Linked DNA regions of Mus musculus: region 1 is linked to region 2. Evidence: chromatin loops called from intact Hi-C (ENCODE). Cell type or tissue: gastrocnemius. All regions are shown on one strand.

What was found. Peaks named below come from ENCODE experiments on the same cell type or tissue, not always from the same donor. Only the 100,000 strongest peaks of a DNase experiment are listed, where the experiment ranks them.
Region 1: a loop joins it to region 2, with 2.0 times the contacts of the local background. A loop is called at or near these places in 6 of 42 quality-filtered maps.

What each region holds. Positions count from the first base shown.
Region 1 is chr19:45,624,677-45,632,676 of GRCm38, forward strand. It overlaps Fbxw4 (F-box and WD-40 domain protein 4), which reads right to left. Exons shown (of 9, transcript NM_013907.2): 5 at 6,189-6,283. Among named protein-coding and RNA genes, the nearest start is that of Fbxw4, 32 kb to the right of the region's middle. In gastrocnemius, a CTCF peak has its summit at 4,725 (motif pointing left); no DNase peak of the experiment used is centred here.
Region 2 is chr19:45,569,752-45,577,751 of GRCm38, forward strand. It overlaps Dpcd (deleted in primary ciliary dyskinesia), which reads left to right. Exons shown (of 6, transcript NM_172639.3): 3 at 2,134-2,258; 4 at 2,654-2,787; 5 at 7,242-7,344; 6 at 7,720-8,000. The coding sequence ends at 7,824. Among named protein-coding and RNA genes, the nearest start is that of Dpcd, 13 kb to the left of the region's middle. In gastrocnemius, CTCF peaks have their summits at 4,273 and 4,477 (motif pointing left); DNase peaks (open chromatin) are centred at 4,257 and 4,725; H3K4me3 peaks cover 355 bases; H3K27ac peaks cover 647 bases.

The DNA of each region.
Region 1 (8,000 bases), 55 kb after region 2:
GAAAGATATACTTCAGCAGGTTGGTGGTGGCATCTACCACACACAGCACACAGCAAACCCTGTAGCTGTTGGAACAAACACCCTGCTCTCCCAGTACCAGCATCCACAGCCAAGCAGTGTCCAGAGCTGGCTTTCCTTCCAGCCTCACCCTCACCTCTGGGAGAAATGAAGCAAGAAGGAACAGCTTCTCCATCAAACCCCCCAGAGGCCACAACTCACTTTACAAACTTGAATTGGTACATTTCATGCAGACTTGGACTAATCCCCCACAAAACAAACAGGCCGCCACAGTGCACAAAATGATATTGTATATTTAATAACACGGCTAAGTCAAGTCTCTACACCTATACCACTCATATATTTCCCTGATGACAGAAGCAGGAGAGAAGGGATTAAAACCCAAGAGTGTGGGGAAACCTTTCTGACCACAGGCGCTCACACGGCAGTGGTGGTGTCCACAGAGGCAAGGGCTCTCTCTACCCAGTGCCTTTTTTCACTTCGGGGAAGTAGGCATGGCGTCTGCAGAGAAAAAAAGAGCTACAAGATGCTCTCCCTTCTCCTTTCAGGCAGACATAAGATTCATTTCATCACAGGCCCCAAGTGTAGATGGAGGCATCCAGACAACCAAAGCCCTAAGTGTCTGCGTGCTCCTGGAATAGCAGAAGCATGTACCTAAGTGAGCCCAGGTCTTTCTCATAGGTGGCCTTCCTCACCATGACCTGTGTCAATTCTGGACTCCAACGAGTGTTTTCAGGTTCTCAAAGAGCCTTTCAAGGGGCCTGGAACTGGAGCAAGTGCATGCTGGGATTGAGCCTGGGTCCTCTGGAAGAGCAGCCAGGGCTCTTACCTGCTAAGCTATCTCTCCAGTCTACTTTTAATGGGGAATAAAGTCTTGTAAATAGTATTGTATAGGGGTAGGGATGGTGGTACAGGCCTTTAATCCCAGTATTGGGAGACAGAAATAGGTGTACCTCTGTGAGTTTGAGGTCAGCCTGGTCTACATAGTGAGTTCCAGGCTAGCCAGAAATAAATACTGAGACCCTGCCTCAAAAACACCAAATATAAAATTTAAAATAAAGGGGGAAAAGAGCTTTGTATTTACTAACTTCACTCAGGTAAGAAGTATTATTTAAATAGTAATAAATATATTAATCTGTATTAACTCATAGGAAGGTATTAAGAATTCACAGTGATCTTAGAAGCTATATCTGAGACCATGTATAATGTGTTTCTAGGGGCTGGAGAGAGGTGGCTCAGAGGTTAACAGCACTAACTGCTCTTCCAGAGGTCCTAAGTTCAATTCCTCAATTCCCAGCAACCACATGGTGGCTTACAACCACCTGTAATAGGATCTGATGCCCTCTTCTGGTGTATCTGAAGTCAGTGAATATATGTGTGTATGTGTGTGTGTGTGTGTGTGTGTGTGTGTGTGTGTGTGTGTGTGTGTGTGTGTGTATGTATATGTATATGTATATTGTGGCTATATATATTAAATTTTTTTAAAATTATGTGTCTGCCACACAACTGTGGAAGACATAGACCATTTTGTTTCAAGAACATTGTGTGCCTTCTTTATGTCCTCTTGTTCACCCAACAGAGTCAGGTAGGAAACTCTTATATGGAGCAGGGCCTCATTTCATAAGAGCTGAGTCTTGACAACAGGGTAAGAAGGGTGGGTGGGCTCGCAGGAAGCAAAGGGAAAAGCCCTTGCCTGCCTGCCACCTGCCTCTGAAGCCTGCTGTTCCTTTTAGTTTTTGTTTTGTTTTGTTTGTTTGTTTGTTTGTTTGTTTGAGTAAACATAGCTTTGAGATATGTGGGGGCCAGGAGGGCGGTGCTCACCTTTTACCTCAGCACTTGAGAGGCAGAAGCAGACAGAACTCTGAGTTCAAGGCTGGGCTGGTCTACACAGTGAGTTCCAGGACAGATTACACAGAAAAAGCCTGTCTCAAAAATAAAAAATAAAACAAATATATCCTTGAGCACATAACTGCTATTAAATATCACCTCTACAATTGTTTGCAAATTAAAAATTCAAAGTCACAGAAACAAAAGGTGATACTTAGAGCCAGGTCAGAATCTCTGCTTTCTATTGGTCAGAAGCACCTCATATTAAGCCTGGAGTTTTGGGGCCCATATTTTATGCTAAAAGTTCCTGGGTACAAACACATGAAAAGAAGGGGAAACTTAGAAACAAAGAACATCATCAACAAAGTGCACAGGACCGACTGTTTAACAGGAGAAAGACGCTCACTGAGAAGGAAGCGAAGCATCGAGGGAAGCGAAGCGCCTGTCCTCAGAGGACAGTGGCTGCTCACAACCCCTCACGTTGCCAACTCAGTGACCGACAAACACATTCAGCAGGAACAGTGGCAGGGAGGTGACAGAAGGCAGCCAGTGAGGATCACTTCAAAGGAAGAGGACAGGGAAGAGAGATTCCCATGGAGATGCCACCTCAAGCAAACTACAAAAGAACCATGCACCTCCTGGGAGGCAGAAGGACCAGGGAAGCCCAAGCTTGGAAGCACTAAGCACATGCTGCACTAGATAAGACGCTGAGGGAGTGCCTCGAAGCTGAGAGCTGGAGCTTCAAAGAAAAGACAGGCGTTGCTCTGCAGCACTGGCTGACCTGGCACTCACAGAAATCCACCTGCCTCTTCCTCCAGAGTACTAGGAAAAGGCAGGCTCTACCATGCCCACCTGGAGAGCTTGCTTTTTTTTTTTTTTGAGACAGGGTTTCTCTGTGTAGCCTTGGCAGTCCTGGAACTCGCTCTGTACACCAGGCTGGCCTCGAACTCACAGATATCTGCCTGCCTCTGCCTCCCAATGCAGGGATTAAAGGTGTGTGCTGCCACTACCAGGCTTAGAGAAATTTTTTTTGGTGTGTTTTTATTTATTTATTTACTTATTTAAAGACTCAAAGTCATGGACAAAGTGGAGAGACATGGACCTAATAATACAGTATAGAGATCCTAGCCCATATATTTCTAAATACAAAAAGGGGGGGACAATAAAACCCTAGCACATGCCCTAGATGGCTAGTGTGAAGTCAGAATGTCCAGCACAAGCTTTTTTAGAAGAGAATTCAACTTGAGTTCTATCCCTGGGACCTACATGGTGAAAGGGCAGAAATAATTCCTGAAGGTTGTCCTCTGCCTTCTACATGTGCAACCAAGGCACAAAGGCATGTGAGCATGCACGCACGCGCGCGCGCGCGCACACACACACACACACACACACACACACACAAATAAATGAAAGAACGAATGCAAGTTTTTTAAGCTAGAGTCTGCAGGCATGGTGGCACGCATCTTGAATCTCAGACCTGGGGAGGCACATGTAGACAGATCTCTGTGAGCTCCAGGCCAGCTACAGAGTGAGAAGCTGTCTCAGAAACAAAATAAACAAAAACAGAGTTTAAGCCATCGTTTGTGAAATTAAGGAAAAAGCCATATCAAATAACTCGACAGTTAACACTAAACAGTCAGCCAACACGGGGCAAAAGAGTCATCCAGGGCAAGGAAAATATAGCAAGGAAACTGAAGGAGATGTGAGGAGAGCAGAAAAGAGCCAAGAAAGGCCACACAGAGAGAGCGCTGCACAGAGTGTGGTACGTACATCACAGTAACGCAAGTATTAGAAAGTCACACTCTTACTCATGGTCCAAGTTATGGCCAAGACCCTCAACTTGGCTTACTGTCATCTCAAATCAAATTCCTTTCTCAACTTCTCTTATTGACACCATCTGTAATAGGTGCTATGTGGTCTTTTCTCTTGAGAAGTAACCTAGCGTTCTCCAGAGGATGTGGCTAGAGTAGAAGTCTCTAAGGCTGGGGTGCAGGGGACAGCCTGCCCACACCTCCATGTACTGAGTGCACGGACAATCTCTAGCCCAGAGCCCCTTCACCAGCAAGCTGCTCTTGTCCCCTGATGCCAGCACATTTGTCACTCACTTCTCTCTAGTCCCACACACAAGCCTGGCTGACAGGCTTTCAGAAAGGTGGCATTTGGGAGAAACTGCCAAGGAGACAAAGCTGGCTGGCTCCATTTTTCCACCCAGAACTCCCCATACACTTAGCTTCCCTCTGGTCACTGGTTGTCCCTTTCCTCTTTCCTAAGATGCTGGAATGATTTGTTCTGAAAAGTGACAGGTTTATAGGTTAGCCGACACCTCTGCTCTGTGGAATTTTAATTAACTTCTCCCGTCGTCAATATGCTAAGGAATGGGGTCTCCATTCTCTAAGGTCAGCAATGTGTTTCAGGTCCTGCTATATCAGCCGTCAAATTGAAGAATTAATGACGTGGCTAATCGGCTCTAATTCTTAGGAAGAAAGAAATTGAAAGGGAGTTGTGGAAGAGAGCAAGAGGAGAGCTACAGGCTCCATGAAGTGAGGAGAAAGAGGCTGAAGGGGGCTGAGCAAAAGGGGCACCAACCTGTTTATAAAAACAAGTGACTGAGGTGGTGGAGGTGGTGGCCCTCTAACTTTCCCAATTCCACTCAGGTGGGATGAGAGAGGCATCAGGAAAGAGCAGGAAGACAGACTCTACTAACTTCTAAGATAGTTCAAGTATAGAAAAGTCTCTAAATGCCCCTGGAAGGAGAGAGGCCTCCTTGGTTCAGGATAGCCCAGACAGGAGCTGGAGCGATGCCTCATCAGCTAAGAGCACTGACTGAACTTCTAAAGGACCTAGGTTTGATCCCCAGCAGCCACATGGTGGCTATAGCCATCTGAGCTCCAGTCCCAACACCCCCTGGTGGCCTCTAGGGACAGTGTATATATGTGATGCACAGATGTGTGTGTGTGTGTGTGTGTGTACATACATACAAAACACCCATACACACAAAGCAATAGAAAATCTTTTAAAAGCCTGGATACAAAGCACACGATGCACTGAACGACACTGTCTACATGAAACTCAACAGTAGGTACAGTGACTATATGCCAATAAAATGTTTTTTAATAACAATTAATAGCCAAAAAGCAGCAATTTTTCAATACAGGACTTCTTTGTGTAGCTCTGGCTGTCCTGGAACTGCAGACGAGGATGGCCTCAAACTCACAGAGATCTGCCTGCTGCTGCCTCCTGAGTGCAGGGATCAAAGGTGTGCACCACTTACTACCTGGCCAGTTTTACTTTTTATTTTTATTTTGCATACTTTGCTTTGTTTTTGAGTCAGGGTCTTACTCTGTGTCCTAGGCTGGCTGATGCTTATAGCCCAAACTGGCCTTAAATACATGGGTAATGTTTCCTGCCTCAGCCTCCCAGGTACAGGGATTACAGGCATGAGCCAACACACCTGGCTAGTTAAAGCAGAAGAAATAACTGCATTTTGGCGTAATCCTGGCCATTGGGAAGCTGAGGCAGGAAGCTCTAGCTCACGGCCAGTCTGGGCTGTATAATCAGTTCTGGACAAGCCCTAGCTACACAGCAAGACTTATTTTGATTCTGGTTTTAGGGGTTTGTTTGTTTGTTTGTTTGTTTGTTTGTTTTAAAGAGTTGTGGACTGGAGAGATGGGGAGAGATGCTCTTCCAGAGAACCTGTGTTTGATTCTTGACACCCACACAGTGGCTCAAAACCATCTGTAGCTACAGTTCCAGATTCAGCACCCTCTCTGGTCTCCAGAGAACCAGGCGCATGAACAGGAGCATGCACGGCGAACTACCACAGACATCAAATAATAAAACTGAGCTGCCCTTCCACAAAGTTGCCACTGTTTCTGCTCCTCTCCATATATGGATGCGGCCCAGTTGGCAGACCCCAAACCTCTCCTCCTCTCCTGATACCCAGAGCCTGTAAGGGATACACCAGAAGACATTTTCAGGGAACAAAGCAGAAGTGAGTCACAACAGCAGGCTAGCTGCTGTCCTTGCCTCTCAGGTATACTGAGAAGCCTCTGCGTTGGAGCAACCCCAGAGGACATCTGCTCCAGAAAGGTAACACTGCCCTTAGCTATAGCCAGTATGTAGCTTTCTCTTAACATTTCTGGTCAGATGCTTAGGAAAGGTTATCGCAATTCCAAAGTATAGTGAAAGACCCAAAGACTTAAAGTCTCTGGAGAATGTTTAAATCCCCAGGAGAGTGGTTCATAGCAACCTAGAATACACTAGTGAAAAAACTTCTAGCTTATCTGACCTAATAAAATGAAACCATTCTTGAATGAGATAAAAACCAAACACGTCTCCCTTACCTGAGTAATGGGCTGATAGCAATGGACCAGACTCGGTCTTCGGTCTGGATGGTGTGTAAGCACTGCCCCAGCCGGCCCGAGGCCAGAGGCCATACCTGGAAACAGGAGAGGAAATGCGCTTGTTGGCATTGCCTGGGCTGAGGAGGAAGAAGCCAACACCATGTGGGAAGAGTGAGACTGAGGAACTGGGGAACAGAGAATCCTTTCTGTCCTGAAGACAGAGAGAGCCAGGGTCTGAGCAGAGGGGCCTCTTCAGCTTCTCGTTCAGCTGCCACAGAGACGGGCCTTACTTCCTGCCCCAACCACCAACCTTTACCCTGCGAGTCCCTCTTCCTCCCAGGCTATGAGAGGTTACAGAGCCCTGCGTGAGATTCAACTGAGGAAATGCAGATGGAAGCCTCCTGCCTCTCTCAGAAACTTCCTTGTTTGTGACTCTTCCCTTCTCCTATCTTTCACCAAAACTTTACTTTAGGCACATAGAGAGCTGCGGGAAGACCAAGGCACAGTGTGGGGGGGAGACATGTATACTATTAGAGGAGTAAGAAGAAAACTGCAAAACAAGGAGAGAATGGGAACAAGACTTCAAAGTGAGAGGGGGTGTTGCTGTTTGTTTGTTCATAATGCCCAGGATCCAAAGGTATTCGCGTCAGCAGGGAATTTTAGCACCTAGTGTCACCTAAAGTAGCAGAAAAGCTTAACTCTTTTAAGCTTCCATATCTCCACAGGTTAAAAATATTGCTTGGAGCCCACTATCTGGGCCCTATCAGTCAGGAATGCACATTAGCAGGCACTCTGGGCTTAACTCTAATCAACACTCCCGAGCCTCTCAGCACTCAGTGCATTTAGAAATCTCCCATTAACACAAGGCTCCCCCGCACCTCACCCTACCCCAGATGACACACACACAGGGACATAAGCCTCTAACCAAACAGAAGGGAAACCTCCAATGTACAGGGCTCTCCCCAGAGCAGCCACAGAGGGATCCCTCGGCAGCTAGAGGGATCAGTGACCTCTCAAGGTCCCTGCAGAGCTATAAGGGGAACACACCACACTCAGGCAGGACCTTAGATGGAAGAACTTAAGGAAACATTCCTTCAGTGTAAGGGGCAGTGATGGAATGGGGGTGGTCTTGCCTTCTTAGGATCACATGGTATCTCTTCCCTATAAAAGGAGAGAGTGTTTCTCAGAGTTTGTGGGTATGATGCAGTGGGGGTGGGGTAAGAGTAGGGGGAACTTTCCCCAAAACTAAGAAAAGAAATTTAACGAGAATATTCTGGATGAGAAGGGAACCAAAAAAAAAAAAAAAAAAAACAACAACAACAACAACAACAAAAAACCACCAACGAGGGCACATATCTCAGTATTTCCTGTAAGCCCAGGATTCTAGCATCTGCCTTGCCCTTAGCAGCCAAACCCTTTGGTAATAACTAGATGCCCTTCTGGTTTCTTCCTTTAGACTGCCCAGCTTGGAAGAGACCTTTGCCTTTTCTGAACTCCCTCAGAGTCAGGTTCGTGCTTGTGTGGTGAAGAGGGCCCTCCTGATTTACATAATCTCCAGGACAGCCTAAACATGTGTTCTAGTAGCTTCTGTGGAGACGGCTGGTAGTAACTGAGAGCCCTCAAACTACAGATTAATGTTCCTGATCTTCAGGAGTGAATCAGGAAGTACACTGCCAATTCCAAGCATCAGTTAGGAGTGGCAGCCTGTCTCTGTAGCACAGCATCCTGTGGCAACAAGAGTGTCCTGGCACCTGAGCGACAGGAGTTGACATAATAAACATGTGGTCAGATCTTTACTATCAGTGAAACGGA
Region 2 (8,000 bases):
CAGAGTGCAGCAGACCTTATAAAAAGCCCACGTTCAAGGGAAAGTTCTAAGTTTACATGAGGCTTCTGTGTTCGGCTTTTGTGCTCACAGTGGTCCCAGCTGATGAAAAGCCCCCAGGCCTGATGCTGCCCCACCCCGGAAACGGCCGTGGCCCCCACCAGGCCTTTCAGAGTTGCTCAGCTCCTAGAGTGGCTGCAGGAGGCTGCAGGAGTTTAGCGCTGACTGCTCAGCTCTTGCAGCAGGACGCCCAAACTCCACAGCCCCCATCTTCTTAACAGAGCAGGAATGGAAGGGTGGAAGGTGGAGGGAGAGGGTGGAGGGCGGAGGTTACTCCTCAGCAGAGCCCCTCTGCCACTGGCAGGTGACACTGCAGCCACCAGCACAGCACTCAGTGGGGCTCATTCCCAGTGCTGCCGACAGGACTCCCGTCTGGATTTATGACTTCCATAAAATATGTGCCTTGGTTTAAAAGACAACGAGAAAAACTAGACCTGGTAGCACAGGTCTGTAAACCGAGCACCCATGATGCTAAGCCAGGAAGATAGCCGTAAGATCAGCAGTAGCCTAGGCTACTGAATGATTTTCATCAAAAGCAAACCTAAAGGGGTGTAGGGCAGAGGCTAAAAACAATATCATCAACAACAAAAGAACCCTTTCACAAATATCTGCCTTATAAAACCTGGGAAACTGAAAATCATTATTTGCATTATCAAGTTATAAATGTAAGGATCTATTATTATTTTACAAAAAACTCCACATTTATAATCCGTACATTGTAGGCTAATATTTTTGTGCACTGTGTATAAGGTTGTCCTTGTGTTATTTAAATACTGATTTCTCTGCCCTCATGTCTTGTTTCAATCTGGACGCAGCATTGAAATGTGTACACCAAGAATCTCCTGTCTCAAGTTTGTGTAAGCAGTTCTTACCATCTATTCTCTGCCTTGTCACTAAATGCTGACCACCCAGTGGCTGGGCAGAAGGGAGAATAGGGTGGGATGTCTGCCAACCAGACGAAGGAGAGAAAGGAGAGAGAGGGGGAGATTCAGATCGGCTGGAGGGAGGATTTGAAGCCATGAGGAAGGGATCTGGAGAGAGATCATGGAAACACTCCTGGAGCCCAGAGAGCGAGAGTTGTAATCACATACAAATATCGTGGGGTGGGGTGGGAGGCCGCAGGTTAGCAAGGCGGTTACTGCTAACCTGAGAGTGATGCGCAGTTCTTGGTAAAGCAATACGGTTGTCAGATCTTTTCACTTGTTTACATTTATATTAAAAACAGTTCACTTAGAGTCCGTTTAAAATGTAGTGTACAAATGCAGACCAAGCACATAAAACAAACATAAACAAATCTAAGAATCCAGTGTATGCCGAAGACTTTATGTGTTCATTGCGATGCTGGAGGTCAGCCCTAGTACTTGGGAAACTGTCAGTGAGTCCCACTCCAGCCTGAGACTACATTTAAATACAACGTTGGTGCTATCAGGGTTTTTGTTGTTGGTCGTTGTTTTAAGGCAGATGTACCTGAAATAAGTGAATGTCTTGATTTGGACTTTATGAATCATGAAGCAAAAACAGCTTTCACTCAATTCATTTTTTTCTTTGCATGGCATTCTAGAGGGGGGAAAATGCACCCAAAGGTGGGTGTGCAGGTTCAAGGATGTGCTGGTGTGTGGGTGTGTGGGTGCAAGGATGTGTTGGTGTGGAGGTGTGCAGGCACACTCTGAAATACAAGCACCTGAGGCCAAGACACAAGGAATAGTTTGAAAACAGCCTTGGCTATCTAGTACAACTGTGTCTCAAGAAATAACAGCAAAGCACAACTAGAATTCCATCTGGAGACCTAGATGTCCCGTTTCCAGAAATGGCTGTTATCGCCTCTTTGCCTTCTTCCGGGTGCTCTCGGAGCTTCATCCCTGGTCCAGTTGTGTGCCCGCCTTTGAAATGGACTTTGCAAGTTACCTGCTGCTGGAATGCCCCATGTGATTTCCCCAGGTTTGTGATGATTCCTGGCTCAAATACACAAGGCCCGGCATTGAGACCAAAGCCTGGGCTTCTCCCGTTCCAGTTATCCAACGTCTTGTCAGCTTTGGCAGCAGCGAGCTTTAATCCATTACATGTTTCTCTTTGCAGTGAGGAAGTGGCGTGTGAAAAATGCCCTGGGAGCCTTGGGCCAGTGGCAGCTTGAAGTGGGAGAGCCAGTGCCCTCAGGAGCTGGGAGCCTGGGATCCGAGCTCATCAAAGAAAGTAATGCCAATGTATGTCTGTTTGTCCAGGGTCTTACGGGGATTGGGAGGAGACTCCTGACCCCTAAGGGCAGGGTCTATAATTTGTTCACCTTATATATACTATGCCCACCTAGCCACAGTAGGTTTGTGTGTACATCTGAAGGGTCTGTCACAGCCTCAGCAGCTGCTTCAGGTGGGGGGCCATGGAGAAGAGCAGAGGAGCTTCCTGTTTGACTCTGGGAGGAGTTTAGGGATGGGGAGGAGCCAAGCCTTTGTACCTTTCCCCATGAATGGTCCTTGATAGGCTGGGCATCATACCACAAGCCTATAATCCCAGCACTGGGGAGGTGGAGGCTGGAGAGCCAAAAGGTCATCTTCCTACACAGTGAGTCCAAGGCCAACCTGGGCTGATTTGCTTTTCATAGCCCATCTTCATGCGCAAGGACACCAAAACAAGTTTCCAGTGGCGGATTCGAAATCTCCCCTACCCGAAGGATGTGTATAGTGTGTCTGTGGCCCAGAAGGAGCGCTGCGTCATTGTTAGAACGACAAACAAAAAGTGAGTAGGGTGGTGGGCGCCTGTTTACTGTGTGCGGAGAGGAGTGGATTGGAGTGAGCGCTCAGGCTGCTCCGTATCTGGGAGGCGGGTGCTCAGAGTAACCAGCTAACTGTGCGGCTCCATCGAGGCAGCAGAACTCAGCCAGTGTCTGATTTCCTAGGTGGCATATGCTGGGCCTCACAAGACTGTTGTTGAACAACGAGTGAGGAGTAATCACATAGCCATTACTTGTAGTCTCTGGTAGTTTTACTCTAAGGTTGTTATGTCCTTGGTCTGGTGAGCTTGGCTTGGTGACATCACTGCATTGGCAGGGAGTCACGTCCTGGAAGGTACACCTGCTTGCCTTGGTGGCAATTTGAGACTTTAAGTCTCAGACAATGAGGTAGTAAACCCCCGTCCCTCCCCAGACTGAGAGAAAGTGGGCAGACGTTGGGCTCTCCGAAATCTCTGCGATGGCGTTTCAGATTCTCTCTGTGGTCTGCTGGGTGAAGGCAGTGGGTGGTCAGGTTTGAGAGGAGATGGCCGGGGTGGGATCACATTTTGTTTCTGCCGCTCTGGCTCATCACAGTGGAAGAGCCTGGCAATGAATCTGTTTCAGCCTGATCGAGAAAGAGGGTGTGGCCACCTCCACCCTGGGGCTTCATTTTGTTTCTGTTTTATCTTCTTATCCACAAGCTGCCAAACTGGCCAGCTTGATGCTCGGGTGCAGAGCCTAGCCCCATGGGCCACTGTATCATTTACCACACTCTCCTTCAGGTGGTGTGGTAGGTACAGTCTCCGTTCCCCTAAGAGGCCTGCCTACAGGGAAGTGGGGAGTGTGGTGGTGGGGAACCTCCACCCACCTCCAGCGCAGCCCTGAGTCCTGTCCTCCTCTTAGCACCCCACACCCTGTCATTTTGGCAGGGTTAAAGGGACAAGGGAAAGGGAGAGATGAATGAATTAATTTCAGGATTATTGCTGTACACGCAGCCAGCAGCCCCTGTAGTGGACCTTGTCTATAAATACAGAGTCATAATAATAAGGGTTTACGTTTATAAAGTGCGCTGAAGTCCTAAGATAAAAGGCCGTTTATTCCCGTTATTGTTCTCATCATTAACAGGAGTCAGTGCCTAAAGTGGAATTTAGCAATTTCAGACAACAGAGAAATTGCCTGTAGGAAAACAAACTCCATGCTTCAGCAAGCATTCCCTGGCGGGAGAGGCCCTGGGTCCAAACTGGGAACAAAAGTGCTTCTGATAGCACTTGAATCTGCGGCTTAGCACTTTGTGGAGCTGGCTGCTGCCTCCTTTTCATCCCCCAGAGGTCACTGTCGAATACAGATATCAGACAGAAATGTGATTACAAGCGAGTGCTACAAGAAAGGCTAGCTAGCTCACCAAAAAAATTCATCTGTGAGCAGATCCTCTGGGCCCCATCTCCTGCACACATATACCGTATATACCGTAGGTGGCGCTGTTGGCCAGGGGCTCTGTAGCTAGTGGGGCATTCCAGCACCCAGTGGCACCCAGTGGCGGGGACTGGGGACATTGCAGAGATGCTGGTGGAGGCAAGGTAGGATGGGAGTGCTATCCTGGAGGGGTGGGCTTCCCACAAAGGGGAATGGTATTTTAGTGCTCACTTTGAGACTGAGTTTCTGAGCCCTAACCAGGCTCAGCCCTGCCCCCTGCAGGTCCATCAGATAGGAAGCTAGAGAGGCGGCCAGATGTGACCTATGCTTTCAACAAAGCACAATAGTGTTTTTATATGTGCAGGGTCTAATTTTTTTTCAGAATACTTTAAAAATCTCTTTCCTGGTCATCATATCATCCACAGCAGACATGCAGTGTATGAATAGATGTAGAAAGGCATGTAAGAAGTCGGCACCACATGACCTGTGCAGAGAAGAATGTGGCCTCCTTGCTGAGCACCTGGGCATCTGTAACACACCCCACCATGGCACTTTCCTTCCCCTGGCGCTGTGCCCTCATTTTAGTATTCCAGCATGCAGTTCCCAGCCAAAGCTGCAGCTGCCTTGCTGGTATCTGCCTGGCCCCTGGAGAATGTGGTTAGCCACTTGTTTAAAGAAGTGATTTCAGGGTCCTGTGGTGGTCCTCCGCCTCAGTATTGCTAGGATGGGCTGGGGAAGGAAGGAACTGTTTCTACATGATTCTGGTGTGGTACATCTGGTCCCGATAAGACCTCAGCCTGGAAGCTGGCAGCTGTTAAGGGGAAAGATGGAGTGTGCTGGACTAGGAAGATGCTGGCTTAAATCTAGCCTCTGCCATGTGACTGTGGTATTTAGGCCAGCTTCTCACGTAGGAGAACGGTGCTTATACTACCTCAACGATTGTTTGAGGAATTTGACAATATCAGATACCTGCGTGCTCCCTGTCCTGTGGTCAAGGTGCCAAAGCATGGGATCTGAAGAAAGCCTGGCTAACTGCACTCACTGTATGGTGATGATGCTGTGACAGCCCTAGAAGCCAGGACTCGGTGGTCAGATAACTTGCACACCGCCAGACTCACTTGAGTGTGGGCCTGTACATTATGACTCTGGGAGTGGCAGGAAGTAGGGCTGCCATGTGCCCGGGACAGGAAGTAGGGCTGCAGCAGCTCTCGGGCTGAAGCCCTCTTTGGTTACCCGCCAAGCCCTTGTGCAGGCTGGAGGAGCGTGGGGCAGCGCGCATGGACCTTTCCTCAGCAGCCCCGCTCTTGCCTCAGCCCTCCCTCAGGGATGTTCACTGAGCCTGCAAAGGGAAGGGACCGGTGAGGGGGTCACAGGGAATACAAGCAAAGCAGGCCGAGAAGGCACTCTGACTGTGTCAGAAGCACGGTGGGTTCCTCTCATCCAGGCCCTGGGGACAGTTCAAGTTCAGTTATTGTTGCAGCAAACCCTGAGTAGGTGAGGTGGGGTGGCTGTGCATGGGGGAACCCGGAAGGTACTGCACTTTAAGGAGTTGTTGAACCTCACCCAGTGTTTGCGCTGCTGGCACTGGCTGCCTCCGCTTCCCAGACTCGTGGCAGGGGTAGGTTAAGGAAGGGGTCGACGTCCCCGGGATCCTGAGGTTGCCTGGGATGGGGACAAACCTTGGGCTGCTTCTCCTTCATTGGCCCCTCCTGGGAGTGGGTGTGGAAGGCGCTTCTCTGTTGGTTCTGCTTTCTGTGTATATTTGCCAGGAAGATGTTAACACTTCCTACCCGGCCTTTGTGTTCACCTAATCTCTGCTGTTTAACCTTTGACCCTCTGCTATTATCAGCGTCTGCCACCTTTGCTGGCCAGACCAGGGCCCCAGGAAAAGCCCTCGCTCAGCCTGTTGGCTAGGAAGAGGATGAAGCAGGCATTCCACCCTGTTGCAGGCAGATGGATCGCCTTTCCCTGGGGCAGAGCTTTGGAAAGGAAAGAAACTTGCGGTACCATTAGGGTCCCCCGCCCCCACTCCTTTTGAACTGTCAGTCTTTAAGTAAACATTCTTTTCCTGCGTTGGGTCCCAGCACTTGTGGGGAGAGGGGAACCTGGGAAGAGACCCCCCCCCCCAAGCCTCTTCTGAACTGAGGGATTTGGGCAGGGAGGACAGGCCAGAAGTGCTGCATTGATGTCAACTCTCTGAGTCCCTGGGGCATCAGGGCTTTTGAAGTGGACTCAGTGTAGCTGTCACCACAAGGGCCAGGACCCTCTGAAGTATTGAAAGCCATTCTCTCTGGGCCCAGCTCTTAAGCATGTTGTACCTGCCTAAGGCATTTCCCTCCTTGGCCCACACAGCCTCTCCCTCTGCAAAAAAGGGACCCCTTGTCCAAGTGAAGGCTCCGGCAGCCCCTGGCCAGTGCCCAGCCCACACAGCCACCAAGGAGACTGCCAAATGAGACTGTTTGAGAGGAAGGGCCTTTCCTTAGGCTCTGGTCTAATAAGTGTGTGGGGAAATCTCCGACCTCCCCCCAGCCTCCCCCATCCCCACCTCACCCTAACTCCTACAGCACTGACAACTGACCAGGGCAGCAGCAGCAGCGCCTCACCCCACTCTGCTGCATTTCCTCCAGGGAAGCCTGGGATCTGTGCTTGGTTGGTTTGGGTTTTACTCTATGTGAAAATGGAAGGCTGGAGTACTGAGGGCAGGAAAAGGGTCCAGGTCTGGGATCCAGGGTCCTTTAGCGTCATAGCTCGTCTCCCTGGGGAGATAGATGGCTCTGTGTGCTGTGCTTTCCCTCTGAGAAGGCCCCCTGAGGCTTGGGGTGCTCTTTGTGTAGTTGGGAGTTCCCGCCCTGCATGGGGAGCCCCTCTGCCCCTGGTTCTGCTCACCGTTGGCTCTGAGGCCACTACCGTTCTTTTAGAACCTCAGACTCAACCAGGCCTTTCTGCAGGCTCTCCCTGTTTCCTCTCGAGCTTTACAGAAAATGGGGGAGAGCTGTGGAGGGCCTAGTGTCTCCCGACTGTCGGGGTCGCTGTGCTGGTTCCTCAGCAGCCTCTTGTGTCCCCACAGGTACTACAAGAAGTTCTCCATCCCTGACCTAGACAGACACCAGCTTCCTCTAGAGGATTCTGCGTTGAGCTTTGCGCACGCCAACTGCACCCTGATAATCTCTGTAAGGTTTGCCCAGACTTGGCATCAGGAAGAAGTTTCTCATCCCTCTCCCACGTCCCAGGATCCAAGCATCCCAAACACTTAGTGTGCTTGTTAGAGAACCGGCATCTCCTATTCATCTGGGGGGGGGGGGTGCAGGAGGAGACCAAGAGAGAGCCACACCCCAAAGCTCTCGAGGTGGGGCAGTGGTGGTAATCACAAGCCTTAAGTTGTCACCTTGGTCTTCCCCTCCCCAGCCACAGGAGCTGAGGAAGTCCTTCAGACCCGGCACGCCTAGGTTTCCTCCCATACAAGGAGGCTCTTGGAGAGCCAGAGTGAGAGTGTGGAGGGAGAATCTAGTAACTGAGTTATGGTTTCTCCCTGGTTCCCTCCACAGTATCAGAAGCCAAAGGAGGTCATGGCGGCTGAGTCAGAGTTACAGAAGGAGTTAAAGAAGGTAAAGACGGCCCACGGCAGTGCTGGGGACTGTAAGACGCAGTAGCTGTCCTGAGCCTTGCACCTCCAGTGAGGAGGAAACTGTGAGACTTCCGGCGTGGGTTTTATGGCGCGGGCAGCCTCTTCTCTTCTAAGAACTACAGAGCCCCTAGAACTGGCTCGTGGGGAACAGCTTGCTTCCACCTGTGGCTCTGTTCCTGAGTAAAGTCATTTGCAGTTGCT